2 separate regions of the Homo sapiens genome follow, and region 1 is linked to region 2. Evidence: chromatin contacts called from ENCODE Hi-C or POLR2A ChIA-PET data. All regions are on one chromosome and are shown on one strand. Each heading gives the region's core, a stretch centred on a gene start or an enhancer-like site at or near the end of the contact. The rest is flanking DNA. Distances are from core to core; before and after follow the strand shown.

Region 1 (3,335 bases), core at 339-2,838, 33 kb after region 2:
CTGCTTTATGTGTACTTGCAACATACTGTGTAAACCCCCTCAGAGTCCCGAGCACACATTCCTGTAGTCACTGGGTTACCTGTCTTCCCCTTGAATACCATTCTTCATTTACTATCCCTTTCCCTACCCCATGTTATTTCATAGCCTTTACCAAAATCTGATATTATTTATTTTATTTTATTTTATTTATTTATTTATTGAGACAACGTCTCGCTCTGTCACCCAGAATGGAGTGCAGTGGTGTGATCTCGGCTCACTGCAGCATCTGCCTTCCGGGTTCAAGCGATTCTTTTCCCTTAGTCACATGAGTAGCTGGGACTACAGGCATGCACCACCAGGCCCAGCTAGGATATTATTTCCTGATTCATTACCTTTTTCTCATACTAAAGTAAAAGCTGCATTAAATCATGTTTTGTTCATCACAGTATCCCCAGTACCTAGAACAGTACCTGACACATAGTAGGTCCTAAATAAATATCTATTACATGAAGGAATAAACTATATAATCTCACATTTCTCACATAGTGCTAGAAAAAGTAGATACTTAATAAGTACTTGTTATAAGCTTAACCCTAGCATCCCTCTGCAGTGGGGTGCTATGTCATATATTTCCAAGAATATGTCTCATATGGCTTGGTGGTAACCATGGTAAACTGCAGAGGCCCAAGTCATCTGTAAGGGGCAGTTGGGACTCAACTCCAGACATGTATTATCATTCAAGAATGTAGGGTTCGTGTTGCCAGATCTTCCTATGTTTGAAGAAAAGCCAAAAAGCTTGTTTTTTCCATGTTAAAATCTATTCATTTTAAAATGTAGCAATGAATTTAAATTATTATAAAATATTGTATGAACCAAATGAAATATCTGCAAGTACAATGCAGCTGGCATGCTATCAGTTTAAGAACTCTGACCCAAATCCCTGCTTAATAAAATGTACCCATAAAAGAAGGCACACTTAGTAAATATCAATACCCTGGACTAATAAGCTCTTTTAAAAACATCAGAAATATTTTCTTGGTACAGATTAAGAAAGGGCAGCAAGTTCTCCTATATTTATATTTTTAAAGAATGTTTTCTTATAGAAGTCCCAAAGAGCATGAGACAAAACTGCAAATTAGAAACAACTAATTAACTTGAAATGAGCAAAAGTGAATTCTACCGTGTTGAAAACTTATTGATCTCAATGATCCTACAGCTTTCAATTTGTGTAATGTAGTCTTCTACCTACGTGGGCATGGGAAGGCAAAGAATATGAGAGTAAGAGGACTTCCTCAAAGGTCATTTCTTAATCTCTTCATTTTACACCTGGGGAAATTAAAACTAAGAGAATAAAAGACTTGTCCATGGTCATATGATGGCAGAGCTGAAAACAAAACCTTCTCTGTGTTCCATTGCTTCTTTCCACCACCCCCAAAATCCACTTGCTCCCACATGCCTCTCCTTTGGTTCAGACTGTTTGCATTCGAGGTGGATTTTGCTGTTCCACTCACATGTTTGGATTTGGCTGTCTGGACTGTCCCTTGCTTCCTGACCCTGCAGTACCCAGTAGCTCAATTCCTGCCACTCCCACACCAAGCTCTGGTTGCCAAAGCCTCAGCCTGGGACATGTGCCCAGATGAGCTCAGTCACCAGGAAGAAAGCATGACTCGATCAATGATGGCAAAGGTGGGGGTGAGGAGTGGAAATTTACCATCCCTGTACACGACAGAACATCTGATGCACTACTTTGACTCCTCCAAGGGTCTAACTCACTCTCATATGTCTTGTCCTTAGAATAGTTACTCATTGGTTACAGGACTAATAATGACTGTAAAATTGGCTTACCTTTCTCAAAGGACAAAAACAGAACAGATTTCAATGAGGACATACAACCTTATGTGATTTCACACTGGCAAAACAAAACTCTTGTTGAGAAATTTGTCCTTATCATGCAATCAGCTTTTTTTTTTTCCTAATAGCTTGATTGAGATACAGTTCACATATCATACAAATCATCCCTTTAAAGACAATCAACTTTTGACAGCTCACGTGACATTTTTACACTGGGATCAATGAAGAACCATATATTTCTCCAAAAAAAAGTACATCTTTTGGTAAAAACTACAGTGATGCCAGGAATTAATTTTGCACAAGTTGTAGCATACTTACAATTTGAGGAGACAAAAGTGAAAATTGTAAGAGCTTTTCCTAAGTTGTAGCTGGCCCCTTAACTAGAGGCAGAAACTGGGGCTTAGGAAACATGTTCTCAAACTCATGTCTACTTTATAATGCTACCATCAGAAGTGATCAAGGACCAGGATGGTTTATTGCCATTATTAATCTTCTTAGGTAGAAAAGAGTCAGTTATAGTTAAGACCAATACCCAGAAATGCATTACTTTGCATGCACCATGTACATGAAGGCATCTGTTAAGGTAACAGAGCACCACATCACCTAACATTCCACTTCTGAGAGAGCAGCATTTAGATAGACACAAAGATAATAGATGATAGATAGATAGATAGATAGATAGATAGATAGATAGATAAATAGATTAGACAGATAAATTCTAATCACAGAGACAAATCAGGTTTAGGAAAAGGACAGATTATTTTCTTCCTCCTTCTTCAAGTAGCTGCCTCAGCCTTCATCCCTCTGTATGCGTAGATACATCTACGGGAACAATTTGAAATGCTTGATGAAGTTTAAGTTCAAAGGCTTTCAGTAGCTTACCTTTAATAAAACCCAGATGTGATTCAAATTTGAGTGGGCTTTACTTGCCAAGAATATTTGTTATTTTTTTTTAATTGAGCAAGCTGATGAAATGAATCACACTGCCAGGAGAAAAGGATGCTTAGTTAAATAGTTATTATTCTTTTTTAATAACTCCTATTTAGATTGGCTTCATTTTGTGACTTACAAATCACATCATCTTTATTAAAGGCACTTAAAATATTCAACATGAAATGATATTCAGAATGCTTGATTTACTATAAATTGTGCACAGGTGTGGGATTGTTTACAGTCCTTTGGTACAGTAGGAAGTCAAGCTTTCATTTATATTTCATGGTGCAGTAAGCACCGTTTAACTTTGAAGTGTTAGGATCATTACCAGGAGGCTTAAAATTCGAAGCAATTGTCAATGCAGATCAAATTTTAGACAGAACCCCCATCCTGATATCTCCTTTAATGACATTGTGAGTGCTTCTTTGTTAGAATCTTGAAAGGGAACGAAAGACCTCTACATATAGAAAATGTTTAAACCCATAAATGCTCTAAGGAGAAAAAATGTTGCAGATTACAGCAGTGTATGCTAATATGAGCAAAACCTGAAATGGGCTCTCCTGAGATGGCAG
Region 2 (3,649 bases), core at 1,118-3,617:
AATGGAGAATTTCGTGCATCATTAAAACATATATATATTGATAGAAAACAGCAGAAACATCTAATTTCCTGATAGGATCATTTCTATAGTATCTTTAGTATCTTTTCCCTACATCATCAACTTATCTGTATTGAAATATATATACTTATTTATATTAAAATATATATGCACTTATTTATATTGACATAAATACTTATGTTGAAATTATGTGTTTTTCAATAATAAGCTATGATTACATTACTAAACTCCTCCAAACATTCACATATAGCAGGAAATCATACAGAGCATTTTGTATAATATTAGATCCTAAGTAGTTATTTAATAAGCAACTAATTTGACATACATGGAGAATTATTCAAATCCATTTTCAAATATTTCAGTTAGAATTTGCTATGTCCACCGGGCAAGAGAGGGACTCACTATAGGAATTCAGAGGTCTATGTGATAGTAGGCATAAAAACTTTAGATCTGATCCTACTAATAAGAAGTCGAAAATAAATAACGGCATAAATGCTGAGAAATAAAAATGAAATCCTAAGGCGCCCCCCCCCCCCCCCCCCCCCCCAATGACTGAACGAATCCCCTTTGGCCAAGGAGAACCCAAAGAAACCTTGAAAACTGAGTTCCCAGCCATGAAGGGATGGGAGATCAGACACGCCTACTTATACCCCCTCCCTCACTAACAGCCATTAGCCTTTCTTCCTTATGGGCTAACCAGAAACTAGCCCTTTCAACCAAACAACTGATGCTGCTCCGTTTTAAGTTTCCACAAAAAAAATGGACCAGCATTCCTTGTGGGTAAGAGACCACCGATGGCAGAGTGCTTCTTGCTCAGTCTAGGGAGAATACGCAGTGAAGGTTTTTGTGTCCTCTGCTACCCTATTTGACATCAGAGGGCTCCAGACTTCAGCCTTGGATCATGCTAACATCGCCATTTTTTGAACACAGGTCCCACGGAGAGGCATAAAGCTCAGTTGTGCATGTACATCTTCTACTTTCATAAATATTCATGGCTCCTTTTATAGCATATTACACATGTATTTGGCCACCTCTTTCAGCATAAATTCCTGTTCCCTTCGTCCCTTCCTTGAAGTGTCTGTTTCTGGCTTCTGGTTGGAGGCTATGCTTCCCCGCCTGTCAGAATGGCCAGCCTGCAGGCTGCAAACGTTTATGAAAAATAAAGCTCTCCTTTCCAAATTTAAGAATATCATCATTCTTCAGTTAAAAAAGCAAAACTTGATTTGGCCAAAACATTGGCCATGGAGTGCTGTAGTTAATGGAATTGGCCAGCCAGGGTGGGAGTAAAGCTAGAGAATATAGATAATTTAATATATCTATTCATTAATTGGCATGGATTAGCCTTCTATCCTCTTAATTCCTTTAAAACACACAATTCTGCCAGGTATCTCTTATAATATCCAATGTATAAAATCAAAAGCCAAGCTTCTAGGAAGCAAAATATCTTACCAGAAAGAAACTGAACAACTCTAATGATTTTTAATGCACTGATACAAATAGCTTTTGAACTAAAACAACAATATGATAAAAACAAAACAAAACAACAATTTAAAAAATACACCTTACAGAATCATTTTGTCAAATTAGTTCCGAGACATAATTTGTTAAAGCCAGCTATCTTATGAGAGGTTTTTATGAAAGGAAGGTGGAAGGAAGGAAGGAAGGAAAGAAGGGTCACATTCCTTGTGAAGGAATATTCAGTATTTATCGCTGATTTTTATCCCCAGCATGGGAACATGCTGGCACTGCCTTATATTTGAAGAAGAATCCAGAAAGATATGAGTATCATATCAAATATGTTTCAAAACCCCTCAAATTTACATTCTTTAACATCTGCTGACCAAATCGGATAAATAAATATGTGTTTGTCACATTCCCTTGCATGTCTGCCTCTCAAATATTCAAGGTTGTTGGTTGGGGATAACAATGAGCAATTTTCCTGTTGGGATTTTTTACTCTTTGTCCAGGAAAATTGTATGTTTACCCATATTTCCTTAAACCTCAGTCATCCAAACTCCATCCAGTTCCCATCTCTGTCAACAGAATGATATAACTAAAAACATATTTTGACATAATATTTGAATTTAGTATGATTTGGTAACCATTTTTCTTTCGTTGTTTCTTTTTTTCTTTTCTTTTCTTTTTTTCTCCCCGCCCCTCTCCTCTGTTTTGGATTGTTGATTCACTGACTAGGTTTCAGAAAGTTGATCCAGCACTTACTATAAAGCTCCTCATTGACCTAAAGTGAACTGGCCTTAGCAGGTCAACTCAAATGTTGAAACTCAAGGTCTGATCCCATAAGGGCAAGTTGTCAGCCCTAATCCACACAGGATGGTGACTGCTGTCTCATACATCCTGCTTATGACCACAGAGAGGAATGAGGTGAGAATGGGAGTATGAGTCAGGGCAATTGGAGCTCCATTCTGGAAATACTGATTCAAAAACATTTGCCCATGTCAATGGTCAGTGATTCGATCTTTTCCCATGAAGGAAATCACATGGAAGTGATCTGGGTTTCCCCTTGTCCAAATTATTTATTCATTTTCAGTTGTGGTATTTAAATATTCCAGTAAGTCACCTCAACACACTTGGAAGGAAGCTAGGAAAGAAGCACTAATAATATTTTATCTGTCACTGTCATTAAATGCCACGACCAAAATCAAAACACTGATAATTATCCAGTTGCCAATATCCTGAATCAAGGTCTCCACTAGAAGAAAAACGGGATCTCTCACTTATTTAACTAACTTTGATGACAATTTCTGGTGCCTGAAACATACTAGAGAAAAATTATGTTAGGAGTATCAGGCAAGGAGTTTTAAATATTTAACCCCAAATATCCCTCTGTACTGCAGCCCCTTTGTCAGGTAGACAGTGAATAATTCAGGACAGGTGCCTGCTTTATAGGAAATCAAAAGATTTTGCCTGGAATATTCCTCTCAAGTTTACTGCTAGTGATATAGAATATAAAATCACAAAATTTCCCTCCAGAGGAATTTCTTAAAATTAAATTTCACACCATGAATCATAACTAATAAAAGAGGTATCATGCTGGGATGTCTAATATGGTGGCCATTGACAGTCACATGTGACTATTTTAAATTTGAATGAATTAAAATTAGTACAATAAAAAAAATTCAGTTATCAGTCACACTAGCCGCATTTCAAACGTCTGATAGCCACATGGGGCTAGAGGCTTCTGTATTGTACACTGCACATATAAAACACTTCCATTCTCACAGAAGGTGCTATTGGACATTACAGCTCCAGTGCAAAGCAATGTTCTCAAGCAGCAAATAATTTACAGATAAGATGCTTGATACAGTCTGTTTCAAAATGAATTGCTAATGGGAGAGAAACTCTTGCTTTCTCCTGGGTCCTTTGACTTTTCAGATTGAGGAGAAGAGTTTTCTCAGAGCTGAATGTGTCACTGTCAGAAGCCAGACACCGTTGGGACCATGCCAGAAAGAAATCATCGTCCATTTCTAGAGATGACCATGGCAGTCTATGAATCTTCATGTGTGAGCAATGATGATCATACTCAAAGAACAAACCAAATTTTTAAAAAGTTAATGATTAAGTAAACACTAATGAATAATGTGTGCTTTAGATAAAAATAATATCACATTTT

What was found. A loop is a pair of places that touch in the nucleus more often than their neighbours do. ChIA-PET counts read pairs that join two places held with the same protein, here RNA polymerase II (POLR2A). Pooled maps may share reads with other maps.
Region 1: a map of ascending aorta shows a loop between it and region 2 (7-fold over the local background). The contact joins two enhancer-like sites. A Hi-C loop is called at or near these places in 3 of 168 maps with a recorded cell type or tissue (aorta, ascending aorta and sciatic nerve) and 4 of 50 pooled maps. POLR2A ChIA-PET finds 5 or more read pairs at or near these places in 4 of 52 experiments (GM12878, OCI-LY7, PC-3 and 1 more).

The regions. Positions count from the first base shown.
Region 1 is chr3:21,704,328-21,707,662 of GRCh38, forward strand. The region is part of intron 1 of ZNF385D (zinc finger protein 385D); the gene reads right to left. Among named protein-coding and RNA genes, the nearest start is that of ZNF385D, 45 kb to the right of the region's middle. Within about 2 kb of position 1,589, at least 9 of the 41 ENCODE cell types and tissues checked have a DNase peak (open chromatin) inside an H3K27ac peak, as active enhancers do; they include PC-3, where a contact is called at or near this core.
Region 2 is chr3:21,670,109-21,673,757 of GRCh38, forward strand. All of the region lies in intron 1 of ZNF385D (zinc finger protein 385D), which reads right to left. Among named protein-coding and RNA genes, the nearest start is that of ZNF385D, 79 kb to the right of the region's middle. Within about 2 kb of position 2,368, at least 5 of the 41 ENCODE cell types and tissues checked have a DNase peak (open chromatin) inside an H3K27ac peak, as active enhancers do; they include PC-3, where a contact is called at or near this core.